Linked DNA regions of Homo sapiens: all the other regions are linked to region 1. A link is a contact called in ENCODE Hi-C or POLR2A ChIA-PET data. All regions are on one chromosome and are shown on one strand. The core of a region is the stretch at or near the end of the contact, and the rest is flanking DNA. Distances in the headings are between cores, read along the strand shown.

What was found. A loop is a pair of places that touch in the nucleus more often than their neighbours do. ChIA-PET counts read pairs that join two places held with the same protein, here RNA polymerase II (POLR2A). Pooled maps may share reads with other maps.
Region 2: a loop to region 1 is called in a map with no recorded cell type, with 9 times the contacts of the local background. The contact joins two enhancer-like sites. A Hi-C loop is called at or near these places in 9 of 37 single-sample maps with no recorded cell type and 4 of 50 pooled maps. POLR2A ChIA-PET finds 5 or more read pairs at or near these places in 1 of 52 experiments (OCI-LY7).
Region 3: a pooled map shows a loop between it and region 1 (2.6-fold over the local background). The contact joins two enhancer-like sites. A Hi-C loop is called at or near these places in 3 of 37 single-sample maps with no recorded cell type and 2 of 50 pooled maps. POLR2A ChIA-PET finds 5 or more read pairs at or near these places in 2 of 52 experiments (GM10248 and activated T-cell).
Region 4: a map with no recorded cell type shows a loop between it and region 1 (17-fold over the local background). The contact joins two enhancer-like sites. A Hi-C loop is called at or near these places in 18 of 37 single-sample maps with no recorded cell type and 12 of 50 pooled maps. POLR2A ChIA-PET finds 5 or more read pairs at or near these places in 3 of 52 experiments (GM12878, activated B cell and activated naive CD8-positive, alpha-beta T cell).
Region 5: a loop to region 1 is called in a map of prostate gland, with 2.5 times the contacts of the local background. The contact joins two enhancer-like sites. A Hi-C loop is called at or near these places in 2 of 168 maps with a recorded cell type or tissue (cardiac septum and prostate gland), 1 of 37 single-sample maps with no recorded cell type and 5 of 50 pooled maps.
Region 6: a map of naive thymus-derived CD4-positive, alpha-beta T cell shows a loop between it and region 1 (8-fold over the local background). The contact joins two enhancer-like sites. A Hi-C loop is called at or near these places in 1 of 168 maps with a recorded cell type or tissue (naive thymus-derived CD4-positive, alpha-beta T cell), 7 of 37 single-sample maps with no recorded cell type and 11 of 50 pooled maps. POLR2A ChIA-PET finds 5 or more read pairs at or near these places in 2 of 52 experiments (both activated T-cell).
Region 7: a loop to region 1 is called in a pooled map, with 4 times the contacts of the local background. The contact joins two enhancer-like sites. A Hi-C loop is called at or near these places in 5 of 37 single-sample maps with no recorded cell type and 8 of 50 pooled maps.

The regions. Positions count from the first base shown.
Region 1 is chr7:106,069,721-106,073,144 of GRCh38, forward strand. No RefSeq gene overlaps it. Among named protein-coding and RNA genes, the nearest start is that of SYPL1, 41 kb to the right of the region's middle. RefSeq lists an enhancer at 2,363-2,657. Within about 2 kb of position 1,956, at least 28 of the 41 ENCODE cell types and tissues checked have a DNase peak (open chromatin) inside an H3K27ac peak, as active enhancers do.
Region 2 is chr7:106,550,556-106,554,020 of GRCh38, forward strand. No RefSeq gene overlaps it. Among named protein-coding and RNA genes, the nearest start is that of CTB-30L5.1, 47 kb to the right of the region's middle. RefSeq lists an enhancer at 2,316-2,615. Within about 2 kb of position 1,581, at least 2 of the 41 ENCODE cell types and tissues checked have a DNase peak (open chromatin) inside an H3K27ac peak, as active enhancers do.
Region 3 is chr7:106,364,055-106,367,775 of GRCh38, forward strand. No RefSeq gene overlaps it. Among named protein-coding and RNA genes, the nearest start is that of NAMPT-AS1, 81 kb to the left of the region's middle. Within about 2 kb of position 1,362, at least 5 of the 41 ENCODE cell types and tissues checked have a DNase peak (open chromatin) inside an H3K27ac peak, as active enhancers do.
Region 4 is chr7:105,807,324-105,811,082 of GRCh38, forward strand. All of the region lies in intron 2 of ATXN7L1 (ataxin 7 like 1), which reads right to left. Among named protein-coding and RNA genes, the nearest start is that of ATXN7L1, 67 kb to the right of the region's middle. RefSeq lists enhancers at 72-121, 1,593-1,662, 1,783-1,892. Within about 2 kb of position 2,073, at least 8 of the 41 ENCODE cell types and tissues checked have a DNase peak (open chromatin) inside an H3K27ac peak, as active enhancers do.
Region 5 is chr7:106,460,626-106,464,208 of GRCh38, forward strand. No RefSeq gene overlaps it. Among named protein-coding and RNA genes, the nearest start is that of CTB-30L5.1, 140 kb to the right of the region's middle. Within about 2 kb of position 1,951, at least 2 of the 41 ENCODE cell types and tissues checked have a DNase peak (open chromatin) inside an H3K27ac peak, as active enhancers do.
Region 6 is chr7:106,344,089-106,347,616 of GRCh38, forward strand. No RefSeq gene overlaps it. Among named protein-coding and RNA genes, the nearest start is that of NAMPT-AS1, 61 kb to the left of the region's middle. RefSeq lists an enhancer at 2,049-3,248. Within about 2 kb of position 1,948, at least 4 of the 41 ENCODE cell types and tissues checked have a DNase peak (open chromatin) inside an H3K27ac peak, as active enhancers do.
Region 7 is chr7:106,483,187-106,486,617 of GRCh38, forward strand. No RefSeq gene overlaps it. Among named protein-coding and RNA genes, the nearest start is that of CTB-30L5.1, 110 kb to the right of the region's middle. Within about 2 kb of position 1,490, at least 5 of the 41 ENCODE cell types and tissues checked have a DNase peak (open chromatin) inside an H3K27ac peak, as active enhancers do.

The sequences.
Region 1 (3,424 bases), core at 706-3,205:
AGCTCTAGTGCACAAAGGACTATGGGAGCCCATAGAATGGGTAGGAGGAGGCCATTCAAGCTAAATCTTGACAGATGGGCAGGAATTCATCAGAAAGACTTAAATATTGGTCTTGAAAATAGCACTGCATACAAGAAAAAAACACATGCATTTATGAGGCAAGAGTCCCTGAAGTTTCACATTTACACAAAATGATGTGTGTCTTTTGGTGGGGGAAGCGGATGTGAAATTCCCTACAGATAAGCCCAGGCTAGCTGACCAGATGAGGTGAGATTTCTTTCAGGTACTGCCTAAGCAATCAATGGCCAGAGAGGGCTGCGGGGCTGGGCTGCTGGGCTGCGAGGCTGCTGGGTGCTGAGGGAGCAGGGGGAATGTTCCCTGGGGTGTGGCTGGCCATGGTGCTCGCCATCCTGGAACAAATCAACTGAGGCGCAAATCTGCAGCACCTTTGCCACAGCCAGAATCCACGGTGGTTCCTCCGTGAGCACATGCCCTGAATTCCACCTGGCCTGTGCGTCATGCTCAGTTGGCAGGATATCAGAACCAATGCTGCCAACACCAGACTCTCCACGTGCGGAGCAATTTATGAAACCCTGGGGCCAGCAATGGCCACCTTTGCATCCTGGAGTTAGGATGACCCTGACACATCCCAGCCCCAGCATACACCACCGCGCTGCCCTGAGGCTGGGCTCTACCTTTTGAGAGCTACTGAGCTCTGCAGAGATGTGGGTGAAGGGAGCCACAGACATATCAGTCTGGCAGGGGCTTAGAGTCACTGCTCTAACTGCCTATCTGGCAGGTGAAGAAACAGAGGCCAGGGCAGGCAAGCCCTGACCAGGGCAGTGTACCTGCTTGGTAGACGAGTTCTCTCCTTCCCCCAGTGCAGTGCCTACTGTCTCTCTTTAGCTGTGCCTAGCTGGGTTGGGGTCTTTTCTCTGGGCTTCCCTAACCACTCCTGCTGACCCCTATCTGAGCTCCAACTTCTCCCTGGAAACCACGCATTAACCTATTACCTCCTCGCTACACTGTGAGTTCCTGAGAGGGGCTTGCGTCTTTCTCATCTGGCAGTTGGCCAGAGCCCCATAAGTACACTCAAGTTGAATGAGCGATTAAATGGGTGACTGCAACAAGCCTGGGCAGGAATGGGTAGTGCTCTTTTTGGTCATGGCTTCTTAAACACAAACAAGGTGGGCTTCATTGGGCCTTATTTCAGAAAAAAATATTCGTCTTATTATAAAAAGTAATGTTTGGCCAGGCACAGTGGCTCAAACCTATAGTTTCAGCACTTTGGGCGGCCAAGGTGGGAAGATTGCTTGGGCCCAGGAGTTTGAGACCAGCCTGGGCAACATAGTGAGACCCTGTCTCTTAAAAAAAAAAAAAAGTTAGCTATGGTGTTGCATGCTTGTGGTCCCAGCTACTTGGGAGGCTAAAGCAGGAGGATCACTGGAGCCCAGGAGTTGGAGGCTGTAGTGAACCATGACTGTGCCACTGCACTCCAGCCTGGGCGACAGAGAAGACCCTGTCTCAAAAAACAAGTAAGTAAAGCAAAATAAAAAGTAATGTTTGACTTGAACTTACAAGTTAAAGAACTGATGAGTCGATTGTGCTGTTTTGATTCTGTGGCTCCTGTCATCCGTCTCACTCTACCTCCCAGCGACACAGTCCTGTCCTCCTAGATACATGTACCCTAGCTTGAGAAGTGGGACTGCGGGAAGCTGGGCCAACCAGGTGGCTTATTCACTGTCTGCTGGGGCAGGAGGCAGGGCAGGGGCAGGAGGGAGGCAACCCCAGCCTGTGCCCGGCTTCCCCGAGGCGTGTGCCTTGTGCGGCTGCTGAAGGAGTGACTCCTGAGGAAACCAGCTTTTCCAGGGAGGCAAGGGATGGGAGAAGAGGGTGGAGAAGGAAGTGGTCACACCACTTGCCTTCTGCCAATACTGTCCCTTTCTTACGCGTTAACCTTCCACTCTGAGCTATGACACTTTCAGTACTAGTGTGGTAAGTTCTACAGGAAACAGGAAACATGGTTTAACAGACATCCCTTTAAGCTTTAAGTGTAGCCCAGGCCCTGTTCTAGCTAGAATGAAGTTTTGCATAATGAATAGATACCAGATTCCCCTGAAGGGCTCTTGCCCCAGAGACTCTCAGTGGCCCACGTTCACAGGTACTTGCAGGCATGCATATATGCTTCTCACCTCTTAGGAAATGGCCTTTGCAGGCATGAAAAAACAAATACCTCAAGTTCCCTTCCTGAGCCTCTTAGGCAACATGAAAAAACTACATACCAATCCCGAGAATGGAAGCTGGTTTGGAGTTTCACCTCACAAAAAGCTGGCCCCACCATGCTCACCCAAATGGCAGATTTATGAAGGTTCTGTTTGACAAGAGCAAAGGATCCACTTTGAGCAGCTCTGGGCCTATGGAAGGCAAGGTGTTCATGTTTAAGCACAAAGGTAAACAGAGCATAGCAGCAGGTTACAGAGATCATTTATTTTCCCGCTGATGACAGACATGAGCTCTGGCCCAGGGCCCAAACTTCTTATCCTTGAAAAACACATTTTACAGATTGCCGGCAGAGACAGCCAACCCAGATTAAGCTGCCAGACCTAACTATTTTAGATCTTCCTCCTACTCCTCTGGAAAAAAAAAATATAAGATAACGATTTTTGTCCCTGAAAAACAATGAGAGGAACTAAAGGAAAGCCCGGGCTCTATTCTTAGGGGTCTGCTGCCCTCCAGAAAGCCCAGCGTACAACTTCAGGCAGGCCCATGACACGCCAAGTGTTTGCATTTTGGAAGAATCCTAATAGAATTCCTTCAAGTGGCAGATTCCTGAGGACATTTCAGGATTTATTTACAGATCGTTAACTTACTTGTCACAGAAACCGAAGGGCAGGGAAATTTTGAGCTGACATTTTGGAATGCCACCCTCAAAGGGTGATCAACCAGAAATAAAGATAAAGTGCCTTTGAAATGATAAATATGAAGTAATGGGGACAAGGATTTGTTTCATAGGCACCGTTTCAGAAAAACATCTCTAATGTAAAGTGAAGCCCAGAAGTATATTTTACCTGCTCTTCACTGACTATGTAATTAATGTTTCAGTGACTGACAATTCTCACTTATCACCATAAATTTTTTTCTAGAAATTGCCACATAAATTGGAGCATCATAAAACAGGTTTCTGCAAACTGGTTTGTATGTTTTTTATCATAATAATGAGGTTATAGCCGGGTGCATTGGCTCACGCCTGTAATCCCAGCACTTTGGGAAGCTGAGGTGGGTGGATCACCTGATGTTAGGAGTTTGAGACCAGCCTGGCTAACATGGTGAAACCCTGTCTCTACTGAAAATACAAAAATTAGCCAGGCGTGGTGGCTTGCGCCTGTAATCCCAGCTACTTAGGAGGCGGAGGCAGGAGAATTGC
Region 2 (3,465 bases), core at 331-2,830, 480 kb after region 1:
CACCAAAGAATGTTTCCCCATGAGCAATAACTAGGAATCTTAGTTTAACATATATATTGAATTTCTAGAATTATTTTGGCAGAGGAACACTTGCAATAGATACCTCATCAACAGGACTTTAAATAGCCTTGCCGACCCAGGGTTTTTAAAAAAGAATTTGGGGAGATCAGGAACTTAAAATTATTCTAAATGTCATCTGAAAAAAATACATACATGGAATGACCTGGAAAGGAGGAGGAAAAGGTAAAGGAGAAGGAAATAAAGAAGACTTGTTTGCCAACTAGAAAAACATTATTATAAAGTTACAGAAATTAAAAACCATCACTGAGCCAAAAGCAGGGAGACAAATCAATGTAACAGAATACAATGCCAAAACAGTCCTATAAATATGAGAATTTGGTATATAATAAGGGTATCATTTCAAATCTGTAGAGAAAACATGGTCCCTTTAATAAATGATATTGTGAAAACTGGCTAGTGTTTTAGGGTAAAACATTTGGATTTCTGTATCATTCCTTTGCCAAAATAAGTTCTGAATGGATCAATGACTTAAATATTTAAAAATAAAATTAAATATAAAAAGTACTTATTATGGATTAATATTTTTATCATGTAATTTCCTTGACTTTTCTGCATTTGTTGTTAAGGTGCATGTTTCATCGAAGCAAGGACCATCTTTACTTCAGTCACCATTGCATCTGTAATTCCTAGCATATCATCAGGCGCCCTCAGAAAATAGCTGTCAAAGAGCTAAATGAAAAAATTAATAGTTTACCAGACATAATTACTAGACACTATTGTTTCTTACAGTGGTCTGCATATCCATCTGTCCTGTTTAAGAAACTTATGGATAGAAGGGAACCTAACCATTCACATTCATCACTTGTAGGGAAAAGATCAATGAAAAAAACTAAATATCTCCTGAGGTCGATTATGGGGGTAAATAAGACTTGGGTAGGCTTCTCACCACTCAGCCAAAGAATACAAGCTTAACAAGAGTCAGTTATGTTGAATTACTGACATGCTGACATGCTGAGATTTTGCCTTTTCTATCCCCATCAGATTAACTGATAGCTTACAAGGCAAAACAGAAATCATTCTGGAGTCTCATGTCTACACCTGAGCATCAGTCTTTTTTTTTTTAACCCACAAACACTGGTCTTTGCAAGGTACTATAGTTCACTCCCCTGTCATAGAATACCTACATCTCTGTTATACATGACTTATAATGAGACTCTTCAATATGGCATTCTCTTGTTGATCAGCTGCCATGGCATTCATTCAGTATGGTAGAGAAGAGCACATTGATTGTTATTGCTATTGGCTAAATTTCCTGACACCTTGTCAGAATGACAAATGAAGGAAGCAGCAAGTCCTCACACAACCATGACTTCTTAGGCAGCATCACCTGGGGTTTCAACACCAGTAGTTATAGCAGGTAGACCATGAGCTTTGGGCCAAGACATGCCCAGTTCCAAACCCTAATTTAGACACATCCTAGAACCACAACAAGGTTTTTCCTTACTTGAAAGACTTTGTCAAAGGCTTGTTCCTGCTAGCTGACTCACTGCTGATACAGGACACGAGGAACCCCAGACATCCCACCATTCCTCATTTGGTGTCTGCCCACTTACACAGAACCCTGTCTGCCTCTTCTCTTGAGCCAGGCCCAGGTGGTAGGGAGCCACATTAAGAATGGTGGACAAAGAATGATAAACTCTCTCAAGCCCATTCCAGGACAATCCAAGTAATCTAAAGGAGGATTCATACAGGAAAACAAGTTAATACAATTAACCAGAATGAAGGGGTAAACTAGAGAGTTGGAAGGAAAGAGAGGAAAAAAACATAAGCAAAAGCTGAATGGTTGGGTGGTTCAAGGCCTAGATACTTTCATTAGGCCTGGAATTAAGTGGAAAAGCAATTCAGCTGCCTTCTGCATGAGAGAAAGAGAGAGGAGCCCGCATAAAGGCCATTTATGGTCCAGGACAGAGAGATGAAAGAAAGAGAATTTTTAGAGCCTGACAGAGAAGTTAGGAGGGAACAGTAGTAAAAAAGAGGGAAATTAGATAAGAAGACATTTTGAAGAAACACATAATTTGTTTATGTTTAAATATTTTATTCTTTGTGTGGTCTCAGTGGAAAATTGCCAAAGGGATGATGTGTTTTACTTGCTTCACAAAGGGCCTTGCACAGGGCCCCATGCACGCTTCCCATCCTTTATGGCTGACTCCTGCAATACATGTCCCCTAAACTCAGAGAACTCCCTTGAGGATCTCTTGTGTGGCCATTGCCCACATTGCTCTGGGATATCATGAGCATTGTTGCCTTGTACAGCTTTGCGGTTTACAAGAGAGTCGCTAAACATTTCACCAAAGTCATTCTGAAGATCCCCTTTCAACAGTTTCATGCAATGGCGATTTTCACTTCTGCAAAACTGCAATGAAGGCCACATCATCTTTTTTCAAGGTCTGTGAGTCACTTGAGATTATGGCTGTTATTAATAGACTGCAAAATCAACCATCTCCTTCTTCACCTCAGCCAGTCAGTTGAGCATTCAATATGTATTGAGAACCTATAATGCCTTTGCCTTCAAGAGGCACAGGTCAGTTCTGTCCTCAAGAAGCTGCCCCCAAGGTGTCCAGCTATGTTCCTATCTGGAGGGAGGAGAAGGCCATCCTTAATCTTTGGGGCTGATGAGTCCAGCGCTTCTTCAACATTTCCTGTCTCATAAACCCCTCCCCTCCCATTACTTTCTCTGAAAAAGTAATTTGATATTCTGGGAGAAAGGAGGAGTTTGGAGGGCAGGAGAGGTTTCCCACACCCCCAAATCATTCCAAGATGTCACTAAGGGCAGTCCTCTTTAATTCTTCATCTGCTGCTTTGGGGCATCTACCATTTGCTCAGTGGCACCATCTCACATGAAATCAAATATCCTCAAAATCCATCAACTGACGTCTTCTGTTGGAAAGGGATAACTTGGGTCTACTTCATTGGAACCTTCAAATTTAAGACTCTTGCCTAAGACTGTGGGTTGCTCTTCCATTACCACACCAATCAAATCAGCTGAATCTTAGAGAGCAGGGCTCTGAAGGAATAGAGGAGGGGTGAGAACACGCCAGGGGAGGACAGCAAGAGGTAAAAGATAAGTCTTTGACAGTCAGATCCCTGAGTACTAGGAGTGGACGTTTGGAGGCTCACTGAAAGGGAGAATGGAAAGATAAAAGACACCATAGAGCCAGGATGAACTCTGTCTACCACTGCACTTTGATGAGGTCCTGCTCAGTACATAGCTTAGAAAAATTCAAAGTCAAGTCAGGTCCCCTAAACCCTACCTAGCTAGGAATCACTGTATGTTCCCCTCCCTGAGTCATTTAAGTTGGCATAGGGGCAAACCAAATTTGGGGATGGTTAAAAGATAAAAAGGTGATTGATTTCCATGTCTATAGTTGTCATCTTACTCTAAGA
Region 3 (3,721 bases), core at 112-2,611, 290 kb after region 1:
GGAGCATAAATTAGTTCAACCATTGTGGAAGACAGTGTGGTGATTCCTCAAGGATCTAGAACTAGAAATACCATTTGACCCAGCAATCCCATTTCCCAAAGGGTTATAAATCATTCTACTATAAAAACACATGAACACGTATGTTTATTGTGGCACTATTCACAATAGCAAAGACTTGGAACCAACCCAAATGTCCATCAGTGATAGACTGGATAAAGAAAATGTGGCACATATATACCATGGAATACTATGCAGCCATAAGGGAGGATGAGTTCATGTCCTTTGCAGGGACATGGATGAAGCTGGAAACCATCGTTCTCAGCAAACTAACACACGAACAGAAAACCAAACATTGCACGTTCTCACTCATAAGTGGGAGTTGAATAATGAGAACACGTGGACACAGGGAGGGGACCATCACACACCGGGGGCCTGTCAGGGGGTGAGGGGCTAGAGGAAGGATAGCATTAGGAGAAATACCTAATGTAGGTGACGGGTTGTTGAGTGCAGCAAACCACCATGGCACATGTATACCTATGTAACAAAACTGTATGTTCTGCACATGTACCCCAGAACTTAAAGTATAATAAAAAATTAATAAAGAAGGTCAGTTATATCATGTTTAACAGGATCAGCAGCAGCTTTGTAAGTGACTTTACAGAGACTAATAAGGGATTTGATCTTTCTTTTTTGTTATCGAGGCTTTTGAAATGTGGAACTTGTGTATTCTGCTTTGTTTATTTATTATCTTTTCAGACTCAGTCTATATTTTATGCTGAGTTTTGAAAATGAAATACTTTATGTGAACCGGCAAAACTGGTACCAAAGGGAAACATTAACCATTTGGAAGAACATTTCTGTAAGGGGAACAGGTGACAATATACACGTGTGCTAACTGTAAAATGAGCATCTTAATCCTTAAAGCAAATCAGAATTGAATACGAATAATCTTTTCGTCAATGAAATAAACACAGCTCTTTGAGGATTTGAGACTACATTTACCCTTTATTCATAGTCGCTTACAGTTTTGCTTTTCTCTGCATTTCTCTGCTGTAAGATGACTGTTGCATTGTTGAATTGTATTTTGAGTGGATATTTTTGTTTGGTAATAATTAAAATTTTAAATTGTAAAAAAAAAAGAAATGTAAACCAGCCTGAGTTCAATTATTTACAGCCTCTCACATCAGGTGAGATGGCGCACTCCTAAGTTGAAGACAGTGTTCCAGGGCAAGTCAATCAGATATCAAAAGCATGATTTCTGCAGACCTGAGACCATGTCTTCTGCATATTCCAATTTCACTTTCAGAAACTGCCAAGTCACAAGCCACGTCTACTAAGGGAATGACACAACATTATGAAACCTCCACCATAGCATGAGCAAGTCAAACAGGTTTCTTACATAATAAAAGCTTTGCCATCTCACCCAGGGCTTGACTCCTTGTCAGCCCCTCCACCCCCAGAAAAAAACACTGAGATATTTGGACAGCTGGGTGTGACCCAAGCTTGGGGCATGGGGCAATGTTCAGGTCAAGGAAGTGGGAGGCCAACTTTACCATGGCTTAGAGGCCCTGGAATATGTCGGATACAAAGGAGAGGAAATGCTTAGAGACCCCTGGTTCCAACTCCATCAGAGTGTACTTGGGGAAGTTCTGGGTCTAGACCTATCTCGATCCTGTGGAACTGCAGAACTCACTAATCTCCTGGAATTTTCTGAACTGTCTTCAGCTCTCTATCAGGTCATAAGGGTTGGAGCTTCTCCCTAAGGACTTTCCCAATGCCCAGAACTAAGAGAAGCTGCATGTAGAGCTTTCACCCACAATAAACAACTTGCATAACAGGGCAGGTCTAAATTTCCTGAAGGAAGGAAGAACCAAGGGCCAAGAAAGATACAGATAAGTTTTCCAGCTGGAAAAGAAATATCCTTCTATGCCAGACTAAGGCAAAAACAAACTAAAAATTTACCCAAACCTTTCCACACAAACATTTCACTCATTTTTCATTCTGAACTGCTAGGATAATCATAGGGCACTCATATTACATGTGAGGTCTGGGTGAAAAGAGCTAATCAGTTCTATAAAATATATGATCTCTCTCCAGGTACAGTGGCTCATGCCTGTAATCCCAACAATTTGGGAGGCCAAGGCAGGTGGATCACTTGAGCCCAGGAGTTCAAAACCAGCCTGGGCAACATAGTGAAACCCTACCTCTGAAAAAAAAAAAAAAATTAGCTGTGGTGGCATGCACCTGTAGTTCTAGCTACTTGGGAGAAGTGGGAAGATCACCTGAGCCTTGGGAGGTTGAGGCTGCAATAAGCCATGATTGCACCAGCCTGGGTGAAATATATACATGATCTCTCTACTTTCCTGAGTCTTCTTATTCAAATGAAACTGGCTCTTAGTCCGGACGGATCACTTCTGATATATGATCTAAAATGATGAGTGTTTTTATGTTGGGAAAATTAATCAGGATGTTATTTTTGACATCGCATTGAAAGAGACAGAATTTAAGACATATCAAGAAGGCAAATAACTCCATTTTACAAGAGTTTGCTTTTGCAGTTTTAGTGGAAGGAGCGTTACTGAACAGGTGGATTTCTATCTCAATAATGAGAACTCATATCCAATATTATCCTTGGCATTTTGAACACATTATCTCTAACTTTCACAACAAATCTGCAAGTTAGTCATTATTGTCCATTGCAGGGATGAAGAAACCTGGGTTCAGAAAGGTAACTTTGGCTAGGAAGGGAGAGGTGGACTGGGGACAGGCCTGCTACCTCAAAGCACCAACTCTTTAACTCTTTTCATTACACCATGATGTTTTTCCCTAAAGGAAAGAAATAAGTCTAGACTGAAAGCATCTTCTGGTTTAGGTAATTCAGATTAGACCCAATCCTTCCTTAGAAACTTAACCCAACCCCTTGCCAAATGGTAGGTAGTTTGGAGATGAAATCACACTACCTTTAAGGGTCAAAGTGTCATGTTTTATACATTTTTGGTTTTTTTTTCCCCTCTTGCTTCAGTGCAATAAATCACAGCAGTTCAGGCGTAAAATTACCTGCAATTTGTGAGCAGGTCTTAGACGCATGCTGTTGAGAGCAGTGCCCAGCCCACCCAGGCTTTGCACTGAAGGATCTAGTCCAGAGAAGCTCCACAGAGAGTCTACTGCCCTCTTCAGGGATAGTTCCTGTATTTACACAGTCTTTCCTTTTGTGCAAAAAGAGCCAACTCATGGGCTAACCAGCAGCCATTCTCTTCCTGCTCAGTCTATCAACGGGTAAACTCCTGGAGGGCAGGATCTAGATTTGATTTATCTTTGCTTCTCCCATGCAACACTTGCCTGAGCTCTGCTGGCTTCTGGGGCTCTTTTGCTCCAACAAGTGATGCTACACACCAGGAGGTGAAGTTCACCAAGTAATTCATACATCCCTGTTCTCAAGAAACTGATACTCTAAAGAGGTAATATAAAACCATCAGGAAAAAAAAACAGCTAATGTTTGAATCTGGGGATATAAGTGTTAACTTGTATGTGTGCCAGAGTCCTCAGGACGCCTCATGCAAGAGGAGAAACTTGGAGAATGGATAGGATTGGGGTAGGTGGGAGGCATGGTGGATGAGGGGAGCAAACACAGGAAGTAGAGGGCAGAGGAAATTATGGTAGGTGGAGGAAATAGCATCTCTCTCAGCATTACTGGTGCTTTCTTTCTACTAGCCCTCTTTAG
Region 4 (3,759 bases), core at 823-3,322, 260 kb before region 1:
ATGCTGTGCAGAATTTGAACACTGTGTGTCAAACTCCACTGCACTTCCCTGCCTCAAAAGAGCCTTTCATTTCTTCCTTGAAAGAGCTGCCCCACACTGACACAAACCCATGCAGGGCGAGAACAGGACACACCTTCTGACGCGGCACTCCTGGGTAGGCTGTTGCAGGAATGGCCCCCCAGTTGTTTATACCTTCCAATCTTCACACCCTTGGGTTCCCCCTTTTCACATTGATTCTGGGCTCAGTCACATGACTTACTTTGGCCAACAGACCATTAGCAACTGTGACAGACACTTATAAAATACTTATGCACTGGGTTTGTGTGCCCTCTCTTGTTCTCCTTGGAACCCTCATGTGGAAAGCCCGGGCTGGGCTGCAGTAGCATGGACGGACCCACATGGAGCACAGGTGAGCTGTTCCTGCCCAGACCTCTCCAGACCGAGCAGCCTCCCAACCACCAGACAGGTGAGGGAGGGCCTCTTTGACCATCCAGCCTGGGCTGCGCTATCCGCACCAGAAGAAACACCCAGAAGACCCACAGAATCATAGTAAGTAATGTTTACTGTCTTAAGCCATCAAGTTTTGGGGTGGTTTGTTGCACAGCAAAAGCTAGCTAACTGATACAAGTCCTTAAAGAGGCCTGAGCTAGCATCTCCTTCCAGCTCTGAAGCACTGGAGGATAATTCTTGGATCTCTAGTGTCCACAGACTCTTTCTGCAATGTCAGAACCACCCAAGAATACAGCACTGTCCTTGGCCTGGAGGGTCACTCTGCTCCTAGAAAGCAGGAAAAGGAAGAGGCCTTTATATACCTTCTCCCCAGGACACACAGGGCCTGCAGGCAGCCCTGGTGGGTGCCAGGTTACTTAGGGACAAGGTGACAGTGGCATGCTTTTGCCATTTGTCCCCAGCCAAGTGTTTTTCCACTGATGTGAAAGGAAAAAGATAATTTCTCTAGTGAGCCCTACTGCAAAGACTCTGAGGCAGCATTTCATCAAAGGGTGCTGGGAAGCACTGGGGAGACAGCAAAACCCAAAAACCTCCAGCTCCACTCAGCAAGGAGCTTGCTGCTTCTGTTTCCAGAGAGGCGGAAAAATGAATGAGCACTCAGGAAAGCCAACCTGATCAGTGGCACTTTGATAAGATGACAAAATTGCTCCCTCCTCCAGTCCAAATCCACTCTCTGTGGTGAACTATTATGGGAAGGAAGCATCAACTAATTAGAAGCATCTCTGGGACATGAGAAAAATCAGCACCTAAAATGCCTAAGCAGAGAGAATTCCTTGTTAAGAAGAGAGAAAACAAAACAAAAAACTGCTAGGATGTCACTTTGCCCAAGCATATTTATAAAGGGAGGAGGAGATAAGAATTAATTGGGACAGGAGCTTCTACCTAAGTGACATAAAAGACACAATTATTTTTGCTGCTTTTACAGATCAAGTGCCCCTTCCAGGTGGGGATAGAGCCCTGGCACCACCCACCATTTTGAAAAATGACTTTTAGTCTTCCGTAGTTCTAACTAAGCTTGAAATTAAGATGGTTCTTTTGTTTACTCCCCCTGTTGGGGAAGCTCTAACCACCTATCAAAAACACCAATGTCTGGATTATTTATTTCTCATTGTCCAACCTACGGGGCATAGAAGAGTTTTATGAAGCCAACATGTGAGGCGTTTCTCCCAAAGAAGCGTGGATGCACCTCCCCATATTGCAGAGCCCTTTTATACTATGGTCCTTTGATAATCTGGATTTTGACAGACAGAACTAATGCCTGACTTGGAGCAGGACAAAGAGCCCTGGAAGTCAGAGGCTTCATTCTTGTCACCCTCTTTCCTTTATAAGCTGCGAGCACTTGGGTAAGTCCCTTAACCTTGAGAAAATTCAATAAAACAAAGGGTTAGTGACTAATATATTACATCCTTTTTAAAAAACAAGTTGTGGTTTAAAAAGCCCCATATAACATGAGATCTACTGTCTTAACACATCTGTGAGTGTATAGTACAGTATTGTTAACCATAAGCACACTGTTGTAAAGCAGATCTCTAGAACTGACTCAGCTTGCACTACTGAAACTCCACGCCCACTGAGCAGCAACCTCACTTCCTCCTTCCTCCGGCCCCTGGCACTCAACCATTCTATGTTCTGCTTCTACGAGTCAACTGCCTTAGATACCTCATATCAGTGGAATCAGGCAGTATTGGTCCTTTATGACTGGCTTATTTCATTTAGCATAGTGTCCTCAAGGTTCAAATATATATCCTTACAATGATACTGACATGGTACTCACTGTTTCCATGGTAAGTGGTTACATATATTAACGTATTTAGCCCTCACAGAAACCCTTCAAGGTAAGGTGGCATGATTATCTCCTTTTGATAGATGAGGAAACTGAGGCAAAGGGAGGTGAAGTGAGGTGCCTATGCTTACCTGCTGTGTAAGTGGCTCCAGACTCCTTTTTTTTTTTTTCCAAGACAGGGTCTCACTCTGTTGCCCAGGCTAGAGCATAGTTATGCTATCATAGCTCACTGTAGCTTTGACCTCCTGGGCTCAAGTGATCCTCCCAACTCAGCCTCCCAAGTAGCTGGGACGAAAGGCACATGCCACCACATCCACCTAATTTTTTAAATTTTTTGTAGAGACGAGGTCTCACTATGTTGCCCAGGCTGGCCTCGAATTCCAGGACTCAAATGATCCTCCAGCCTTGGCCTCCCAAAGTGTTGAGACTACAGGTGTGAGCCACCACACCCAGCCCAGACTCCATTCTCTTGAACATAACACCATGTTCTTTCTGTACAGTTTAAAATTTCTATTTTAGCAAGTAGGCTCACAGAGATACTGAAGTCACTGAGGAAGATGGCAAAAGATGGGGCAGGGAGGATAAACGAGATGTGGTGTTGGAGAGATCTACCCTTGTATAGTTCAGAGTGGTCTTTCACAGCAGGAAGAGGATGGCCTTGGAGCCAGGGAGACCTGGGCCCAGTCCTGGCTCTCCCTTGCTCTAGGCCCTTGGGAAACACCAGTCACCAAAACTGGCAAGACCCTTGCCTTGTAGACATCACATGCTAGCAGGTGAGACAAACAACAAACAATAAGTATTCCCAATAATGTCTGCTATAGAAAGGGTAAAGTGTTATAAAAAAACAAACAAACAAAACACTGGTGCTGGGAAGGCTGGCTGGAATTGTAAAAAGGGTGCCACTGAGAAGGTGATATCTGAGCAGACTAGAAGAAGGTGAGAAGGTAGATTGTGAGGCTGGAGCACATCTAGGGGATGGTGTTCCGCACAGAGGGAAGAGCTAGTGCAAAGGTCCAGAGAAGGGGAGAGCCTAGGACGTATGAGGGAGAGCAAAGAAGCCAGCCTGTGTGCAGGAGCCAACGCGAGCCAGCGTAGAGGCACTGAAGCCGGGGATGGCATGGGGGCGGCGGAAAGGCTGTGCCAGTGACTCTGAGTGGTGTGGGAAGCTATGCAGGCTTTTGAGCAGAGGAGTGACATGAACTGATACTTGGCTTTTATAGTAATTTAGGTGATGGTGGCTCAGATCAGGGCAGCAGAAGTGGAGGTGGGAGAAGCAGTTGGTTTTGAACCTAACCTGTTTCCTAGTGGACTAGATGTGGATGGGAGAAAAAGATGGGAGTCAAGGATGACACCAAGAGTTCTGTCCAAAGCAACTGGAAGAATGAAGTGGCTATCAGCTAACCTAGAAAGGCCACAGATGAAGAAAGTTACGGGGTCCCTGAAAAGATATGGTGAAGTCCTATCCC
Region 5 (3,583 bases), core at 701-3,200, 390 kb after region 1:
TGGAGCGAGTCCATAGAGTAAAGTGAAAGCAAGTTTATTAGGAAAGTAAAGGAAGAATGAATGGCTACTCCATAGGCAGAGCAGCAGCATGGGCTGCTGTACTGATGATGCTTATTGCTACTTCTTGATTATATGCTAAACAAGGGGTACATTATTCATGAGTTTTCCAGGAAAGGGGTAGGTAATTCCCACAACTGAGGGTTTGTCTCCTTTTTAGACCATATAGGGTAACTTCCTGATGTTGCCATGGCATCTGTAAACTGTCATGGTGCTGGTGGGAGTGTCTCTTAACATGCTAACGCATGCTAAGCAGTGAGGACGACCAGAGGTCACTTTCATTGCCATCTTGGTTTTGGTGAGTTTTGGCTAGCTTCTTTGCCACATCCTGTTTTATCAGCAAGGTCTTTATGATCCGTATCTTGTGTTGACCTCCTATCTTATCCTGTGACTTAGAATGTCTAACATCCCGGGAATGCAGCCCGGTAGGTTTTAGCCTTACCTCACCCAGCCCATATTCAAAATGGAGTTGCTCTGATTCAAACGCCTGTGACAGTTTGAGCCATAAAGATAGCTCAAGCTTGTACCAAGTGGCCATAGAAGATTTTCCAAAGGCCAGAGCCACCTCCATTCCGAGTCACTTACGTTGGTCACCAAATTATTAACTCAAAATATGTGAGACAGGTCTTCATCAATTTAGAAAGTTTATTTTGCCAAAGTTAAGGATGCATGCCCATAACACAGCCTCAGGAGGTCCTGACGATATATGCTCAAGGTAGTCAGGGCACAGCTTGGTTTCATACATTTTAGGGAGACATGAGACATCAATCAATATATGTAAGATGTACATTGGTTCTGTCCAGAAAGGTGAGGGCGGGGGGGTGGTGCTTCCAGGTCATAAGTAGGTGAGAGACAAATAACCATTGGTTTCTCAATAACCATTTGCATTGAGTTTCTGATTAGCCTTTCAGAAGGAGGCAATCAGATACGCATTTATTTCAGTGAGCAGAGGGATGACTCTGAATAGAATGGGAGGCAGTTTTGCCTTAAGCAATTTCCAGCTTGACTTTTTTCTTTAGTGTAGTGATTTGGGGGTCCCAAGAGTTATTTTCCTTTCACAGCAGCAACACTGCGGGTCTACCTGAGAGGTTAGGCAAAGCATCGTGCGGGATTTAGGGTTTGCCAGATACAGACAGGGAAGAACATTCTAGATAGAGGAAACAGAGTATGCAGAGTTGTGAAAAATCAGGCATGTTTGGTGAACTGCTAAATGTCTGTGTTACTGAATTAATAAGTATGTGTGTGTGGGTGTGTTTGTGCAAGTGTGTGTTTGTCGGCCACGTTGGAAAAGGCTTGTGTGTCAAGCATTGAAGGTTTCATTTGGTCCCATAGCCAGTGAGATGGGTTTTTAAGCAGGAGAATGGCATGGTCGGCTCTGACGTGTAGGAAGGCAACTCGAGTGGCTGCAGGTTGGAAGGCTGGAGGCAGGGAGGACAGTTAGGAGCACTTGCAGTAGTCCCAGAAATTGCAAAGGACATCAGTCTTAAGGTGGGCCCAGCTCAACAGTGACAGGGCTTATGGGCACGAGAAAAGAAGACACCAGCTATAAATGGTTCAGTTGATTGACAGATGCAGAAGACTGAAAATTCCTCAGTGGTGGAAGTTGTCCCTGGGGCTTCCATACAAGGCCTTTTCCACCAGGACTCAAGCAAGCTGCGTGTTCAGGAAGATCATTAGGAAGTGGTCAAAGAGATTTTTTTTCTTTCTTTCAAAGAAACAGGAAAACATGTAAGAAATGCTCTTAAACCACTGGGTCTCTTAGCAAGTGTAACTTCTGGTCAGAGAGGTGTACCACACAGGGGTATTAGTTGGAGAAAGGATATTTATTTCCCTTTAGCTGAAGAAATTTCTGTATTGCTTTCATACTAGAATTTTTTTTTTCTGCAATTAATCTGCCACCTCGTGGCCTAATGAGAAATTTCAATTTCCATAGCTTGGAGAGGGAGGATTGAAGAAGCAGAAGTCAACACTCTTTCACTTAATAGAAACATCGACATACTACTGACTGCCAGCACAGGAGTGCTTTCCTCTAACTATATAATGCCCTTTTTACCTGCTATTCAAAGGGTGTTTTGTGATTTCCCAAAAACTCAAAAAATAACGAGGAAGTGCTTGACTCATAGACACTTCATACACGTGTATGTTTTTGACTCCACAAAATGAAAACTAGAATATGGTTCTTGTATTTTAATGGGAAAAGAAAATGTCCTAAAAGCTATACAACTTTATAAGATTAATTTCAACTTCTAAAATATTGCTTAAAATAATAAAGTGAATTTGCAAATATAGATAAAACCTGGACACTGAGCAAACACCCATTAAGCTAAAATGAAAAATGAACACAAGCAGATTGATGGGACTGCTTTTCTGTGGCTGAGTCATAAACCTGTATGTAATAATTGATCTTCTTGAGAAACTGAGAGGGCTGCTTTTGTGAGAGATGGGTGATCTTTGAATCAGATCACTTCTTGGATTCTACACAGATCAAATAAGCCATCCTGAAATGTGTCCCTAAGTCAGAAGTGCGGTGCAGCAAGGAGGGTAAGAAGACCAGCACTGGGTTGGACTGTCACCTGCTGGGTCAGGCCTTTAACCTTTCAGTTGCTGGATAATAGGGAGGTGGGGAGTCCCAGAGGAGGATGGGGGAGGGGCACTAGAAAGCCAGACAAGTGCAGATGCCTGTTGCTCTTAGTTCAATCTACTCTGGCCCTCAGAAAGGCTGTCTAAAGAAGATGTCTTTTAATAGGTACATTCGCCTAGTACAATACTTAAGAGTATAAAATCGTTAACATAAGATGTGGTCAGAGTTTATTTTTGCTCTTTTGTGAAGCAGCTGTGTGCAAAGCAAATTAAAAGCATAAATACAACTTTAAAAGAATATTTAAACCATCTAGGTACTAATAGATTTCCCTAAGTTTCCATTTCCATATCTTTCTGTAATGATTTTCCTAAGTTTCCATTTCCGTAATTCTGACTACACAACTGTCATTAATTCTTTAAAAAAGTCAATCATTTTGTTTTCTAGATCCAAACGTATTGTTCGTACATAGTGTTAATTTAGTGTCCTCCTTTCTAATAGTAATACTTAGAATTTGTTATATATCTTAAGTAATTGGCAGGTAAACTTCTTTCTGAACAGAAAACTATTTCTTATAGGATTTACTTGGTAACAGTTTGTTAGCAACAAGTCTCAATGACTCTTTCACATAAGAAAGAAATGCAATGTCTTTGAAACATTGTATGCTTCTGACTTTTTAAAACTAATTTAAAATACTGGCTTATCCCAGTCCAGATTTTATTATTATTGTTATTGTTATCATTTATTTTATTGGCAATGTATCAAGGAAAGTGAGAGCCAGAAGAAAACTGAAAAGTAATTGAGTATACCCAGCTGCTATTTGAGTCAACTCATGTCCTGAATACCTAGTTTGATTTTGATCCACATTGATGGAAAGGTAAAGGAAACCAACTAATCTATGAAGGATCATGTGGAGAGTGAGTGTTACACAAATCATACGGAAACAAA
Region 6 (3,528 bases), core at 698-3,197, 270 kb after region 1:
CTTCAAGATGGCAACCCTGGAGCATGGTTTTATTTGAGCCTGAGCTGGAATTGCAAAATTAGGCAGCTTGGCAGGAGAAAGCTAGAGCCAGGCATCAGTGGACCCCAACCTCTGAAGAAACCAACGCTTTTACAAACAGCTCCCTTCTGTAATGTCATGGGAGAGTAATTTTTTGCTTTTATAGGGTTTCTTCAGACAGAAGTACCACACAAAGATTATACAAGGATCTATGCTTTTCCATGTGGGGGTTTGATACATTAATGAGAATTTGACAAATCCTGACCACTCTGCCATCTGTGGGCCTCATTCTGTTCCTACTTCTGTGATGCTTTCCATCTGTTCTGAGACAGAGGAACTCGTTCCACTGACATAGGCAATACTCCTAACCCTACCAGCTGTCTTACAAGGGTGTGTTGCTGCTCACTGGAGAAAATGAAAGAAAAGGTATATATTCAACAAAAATCCTGCCAGAAACAATTCACATTCTTCCGTACAGGTAGCTTACAAAGGGGCACAATATGGGATGGGTTTATATTAATCATATCTCATACTTTTCATGAGGTTATGTCATCTTACTGCTCAGAAACCTCCAATAGCTCTCACGACTTAATCAAACTCCTTATCTTAGCATTGTAGGCCTTCCGGCTGTCATTCAGGCTTCATGGCACTTTATTAATACAATATTCCTTTCCCTTCCCCGCTACATGTCACCTATACTTTAGCCAAATGGGACCACATACTATTGTTCTAACCTGCTCCATAAATTTCTGCCTCCATGCTTTTAGAAATTGTATTCTCTGCATTCTAAATGTTTTCCTGTCATGTTGACCATAGAAGTGCTTCCCTTCCCTGAGATCTGTGGTAAGTGCTACCTCACTTATGACACCCTTCCTGATTTCCTCTATCTAGTGATCTCACTTCCCCATGGACTCTGAGAGCACTTTAGTGGTAACGTGTTTATAGACTTACCACATTCTTCCGGATATTTGAGCTGTTACTGTAACAGAGTCACGATGCTTACTTCCGCACTTGATGTTTTCCAAAATATTGATGGCTGAGAGTGAGAACAATCTGTTTTAATTCTGCCAGTGATTATTAAATTTATCTTTGAAGAAGGGTAGATCTTTGAGTTTTGGAGAAGAATAAGACTTAAGGGAGTTTTAGATTATACAAATGAAAGATAATCTTTTGGAATACAGAGACTCTGGTCCAATGTTTCTCAATTTGGTTTCCACAAAACCTTAAAGTTCAATATGTCATCACTAGGGGTTTGTAAGAGATTTTGATTTAAAACCTAGACATCAACTTTCGAAGTTTGCATACTTTGAGGATAGATAGTGGCTAAGCAGACATGTCAGCAATTTCATTCGGGGTCTTTCAGCCCCATTGTGGCAGTGTGCAATAGGATTGTATTTGTTTGTGCCCAGTTTGGTTTATGATGCAAGCTATGGGAGGTTACTGGTAACTGATGAGTGCTATATTGCACAGACGAGAGGGGTGGTAAATGGATGACATGAGTTTTTCCTTCTCTAACTATTTCCCCTAAACTCCCCTTATGCACTACAGGATGACTCACAGGACCAAACAAGCTTTGCTAGTATAACTAAAAATGAGGGGAAATTTAATTTTCATTCTAAAGGCTCAGCTGCACCCTGCCCCACCTCCTGCCCCCAGTTTTGTTGTGGTTACAAACATGGCAAAACATAGGTTGAAAAAGACTAAAAGTGATTTCTCCAGTGATTGATGAGTTTGGGGGGATTTTTAAATTTTACTATGCTCTTATGTTTTACACTTAACTCATGTTTGTATTTTATAAACATGTTTGATAACCCAATGTGGTAATTTTTGAAGGTGAGATGTGAGATGGAAGAGGAAAATTTTAGGCCTGGGGATAACCCTGATAAGGGTAGTGATGATGAATTATAACCTTCTGAGTCATTTTCCTGTGTGATTGGAACAAAGGACACAGAAAAAGTCCATCTTTATGATGAAAGACCCTTACCAAGGAGCTTCTATAGGCTGATTATCCAAATTTTCTTATTTTATTGAGAATCATCCATGTGAGGAGGCCAGCAAGATTTTTCTGTAAAGAGGCAGGTGGCAAATATTTTAGGTTTTTCAGATCACATGTAGTCTCTGTCACATATTCTTCTTTGTCTTTGTCTGCTTGTTTAAATGCTTTAAAAATGTAAAAGCCAATCTTAGCCCTGAGGGCTGTACCAAAGCAGGCCTCTGGTGAGGTTCGGCCCATGGGCTGTCATTTGCCAATCCCTGCTATGTCAAACAACTTAGAGATGTGGGAATGGCTCCAATAAAAAAAAAAAAAGAAAACCCAAACAAAACAAAAACCCTTAAATATAAGTCATAGGTATTCGAGAAGTAAAGATGCTGATTACTTTAAGCAGCTATTAGAATCTTAAAACAAACAGTAACTCTTGTTAAAAACACACAAACACACAAACAAACAAGAAACAGGTACATTCAGTGAAAAGGACCAGGGAGCAAGTTATTTAGTAGCAGAACTTACTGTCTTAAACAGGAAAAGTCACACAGTTGGTAAGGCTAACAATGTGATCATGTAAAATTACTGTGAATCAAAGGCTAGGAAAAGATGCACTACAAGAAACTGAAAAGGTTCCACAGCCTCAAACAGTGTCATATGGTGAAGTATTGATGACACGTCACACAACTTTGAAGAGGTTTTGTGACATACCCTGAAAAACCGCAGCTTCCTTTTCTAGGTTGATGAGTCAGGGGATTTCACCAATAAATGTCATACTTAGCATTTGTAAGATTTGCAAGTAATTGTGAAATTCAAGAAAACAAAGAGTGGCCCATAACAAGGAAAGGCCAAGATATAATTAATGTTTGGCCTTCATATCTATAAACAAAAGGTCTAAGAACTACATTGACATGAACACTGATAGTGCTCTGTCAAATTTGGTTCTATGAGAGCTTTTGCATCTTATTAAATGAAAAAAGTTTCTCACATTTTCACAACACATTGGCTTCTTCAAAGAGAATGTCAAACATTCTTGGAGATGAAATGAAAGTTTTAGATAATATTACAAAATGGCTATCTTTGTTATATAAAGGCTAACTTGAGAATACTTTTAAAACTGAAAAGGTGTCGATAAAGGCCACAGAAATATCCTGCTATACACAGAAATTTGGTGGCTCAGCAGAGGAAGCATTTTCAACAGGGTGTTTGAGCTAAAAGATGAAATTCAAAAGTACTTTCAATATCATACTGGGCAAGTTTCGTTAAGTGTTTTGATGAACAATGGCTACAAAAAGTTGCCTTCTCAGCGGACATTTTTCATTATGTGAACAAGTCTCTGCAAGGCCCTGGAGAAAATGTTTTGACTTTGAGTGACAAGATTCTTGAATTTAAAAGGTAACTGAGAGGGACTTCCGATTCAAGTGATGATGGAATAAGACCCTTGTGAAAAATTCCCTTGCAGTAAAACAACTATAAAACCTAAACATAAAGCAAAAAGCAACTACTTGAAGGCACTAGAGAGAGAA
Region 7 (3,431 bases), core at 240-2,739, 410 kb after region 1:
TCCCTCTTTTTGAATTTTTTCTTTATTCTAGGTGAGTTCCACTTTTACTGAATCATTTCGACATTTCTTGCCATCATGTTTTTTATTTCTAAGAGCTCTTATTCAATTTTTTGATTATTTTCCTTTATTTCACTGTTTTTTCATTGATAAATATATTTATCTTTCTGAAAATATGATAGATTTTTTAAATCCTGCTACATGAATTACTTGTATTTTTTACTAAATGACTTTTTTTTTTTCTATTTACTTTGCACTTGGCCTCTCAAATTGGAGGCTTTTTCAAATATTTGGTGATCTTTGGCTATCCTTTGTCATATAAAAGTGAGGCACAAAAAAAATCTTAGAGAGAACGAGGCTTGTTGACCAAGTAGCAAGAAGACTTTTTTATTGTGTGATCCCCAGATGTCAAAATTGATCTTTTCTCTGGGTCTGCTTAGTGTTACACTAGTTAGTTTAGCTAGGATAGGCAAGGTTAGCTACAGGAAAAGAAAAAATAAAAAGAATAAAACAACTCTGTGGCTTAACACAATAAATATTTATCATTCCCACTATATGTCCAGTGATAATTGGTGATGGGCTCTGCTCCAGTCACAGAATTACTCCAAACCATCTTATGATGTCACTGTTTCACCAAGATACCTCATTTGTCATAGCAGGAAAAAAAGCAAGCATGGAAACTCGCATATTGTCTGTTGAATGTGTCCACCTGGAAGTAGTATACATGACTTGTACTTTTACTTAATTGACTGAAGCAAATTGTAGGTCCACACCTAGCCTCAAAGAGTGGGGAAGTGCAGCCCTCCCAAGTGTCCAAAAGGAGAGGGTAGCCAGAAATACTGGAGAGCAGCACCAATGTTTACCACAATGACTGATTCATTCTCTTAAAAATAGTATGCTTGCATGCCTGTAATCCCAGCATTTTGGGAGGCTGAGGCGGGTGGATCACGAGGTCAAGAGATTGAGACCATACTGGCCAACATGGTGAAACCCCGTCACTACTAAAAATACAAAAATTAGGTGGGCATGGTGGCGCGTGCCTGTAGTCCCAGCTACTAGGGAGGCTGAGGCAGGAGAATCGCTTGAACCCAGGAGGCAGAGGTTGCAGTGAGCAGAGATCATGCCACTGCACTCCAGCCTGGGCAACAAGAGTGAAACTCCATCTTAAAAAAAAAAAAATAAGCTTGCAGTCCTCATTCCTCCTCAGCAGATATTATTCAGATACTCAACATCCACTTGGTGAAGTATTGATAAATTGCTTCTTTTACTATTATTTTTTCTGATGAAGTATGTTGACTAACTTAAGGAGAACTTAAGAAAAATTAGATGAAAACAAAAGGATTCCTCTGCCTGCTAAACTTTTTATTGTTGTAAGAAAGCAACAAAAAACCACTGAATTCCTATTTTTCCATCATCCTATGTCTTCCTAAAGTCATCCTTAATTTCATCACAGCACCACTGATGAGGCAAAGCCAGGGTGGAAATGAAGGTGGCAGTAAGCTGAATTGTAACTTGGAACTGGCTGTGGCCAGCCTCCACGTGACCAATTTTGTAATTTATTATTAACTTTATGCAGCTACACACAAAAGGGAGTGAAGATTGCACAAGAGGCTCTGCTAATAGCAAAGTCTTTTAGGACCTAGAGCTGTGAACTACAAACAGTTTATCTTCAAGTGCCCAGGAAGTGATGGTAGAATTCAGGTTGCCTGACAGAAGCAATTTAGATTCTTCAGCAATAGAGGAGAGTTTGAATGTGAAGACATTCTCCTCTCAAACTTATATCACCTTGAAGAGTGGACAAATCCCAAGCTTTACTGTTTCGGGCTACCAGGCACAAATGTGATTGCAAACCAGACAAAAGTGTCCCCACAAGTTCATGAGCAGATTTTAAAACCAACCTGTTTCTCTGCCTCTGGTTTCAAAGAAACTAATTGCTCAGGATGCACACAGATGGTGTCTGACTCATTGTTTCTTTCCTTCATGTCACTGGATGTTAAATTAGTAATGGTAATAAACAACCACATATATTCACAGAGAAAAATGTATGAAGCTAAAATTAGAATCTTTGTCATGCAACATTGATTTGTTCCAGAAGTTGGAGCTAGATTGGTCAGCAAGTGAATGTTTCAGCCTTGTCACTCCAAGTCTTTTTGAGCCCTGAGCACAGACAACCCTAGTGTCATTGACCTTAATAAATGGAGAGTTGCTGAGAAAGCTTCTAGTCCACTGCCAGGCCTCCAGCTGTGGCCTTCCAGTACACACGCCCCTCCTCAGCTCAGACAACTTAGTGCTCTATGCACTTGCTGCTGTGCAGGGGACCTCAACACCTCTAGAATGCAGTACAGAAGTTGCCATTTACATCTTTAAGGTCCTAGACATGTGGCAGCTTATTTGCTAACTGAAGTCGCCACACTGATCAGTCATTGGATGCAGGCCACCCTGGGAAAGGGTGTGACATTGGAGGAGGTAGGTTTCTGCAGAGGGGACAATCCATAAAGGGGCTGACAGTTGAAGGCTGTTGGCCCATGACATTCTCAGGAGCTGGGGCAATGAGGCTTCACTGATGGGGGAGCTGGGCAGTGCATCCTTGTGTCTAGCGCACGGCTACTTCAAGTCACTTTTCCCAGAAGACTCTTCTATCACAATTGAAACTTCTTCAAGTTTCTGCCTGAGATAAGCTTTCTCCATGGTTTTCAGACCAACATCACTTGCCCCAAACTCTCCACCCCTTCTCATGATCAGTCTCATTTTTTTCTCCACTTTATTTGATTTGTCACACTGTCTCATGGATATCTGTCCCTAGATGGGTAAGCTTACTTCTACATTTATGGTTATGTTCACTTAGTAGCTTTTCTCCACTGTTTACAATAGTCAGCTCTGTCTGTACAAAGAATCAGGCTCCAAATAATGAAATGTTGGCTGAACTTGTCCTACTTTTCAACTTCTGAACATGTAGAGTACACAGGGTTCCAAACTATAGTTTGCTCCCACAGAGTTGGCTTCCTTTGTGTTTTTCATGAACCAAACTCAATCTAATTTACTACAAAAAGTGTGTTCCTGTCAGTTCACTCCAGTCACATGAGAAATCGATTGGCCTTTCTAAGGGAGAAGAGGAATCATTTCCCAAAATGATAAGAGAAACAAAGCCAGCCAGGGTTAGAAGACTCCTTTTAAATCTCCTCCTCCTGAAAATAAATGAGAAGAAGAGTCGATAAACTCATTCCCCACATTCCACATAGTGGCCTCAGCAATATTATGCTTCACTGGGCAAAACAGCTTCGAAGTGCCTGCTTTTACCTAATAGCACCTAAGTGCACTCTGAGTGCCTTCATTTCAATGATTAATCAAGAAAAAACTCAATGATTAATCATTTCAATACTCTGTGGCTGCATTCCTTTGGTGCTCCATGTACAATAGGACAAATTAGGTAATAA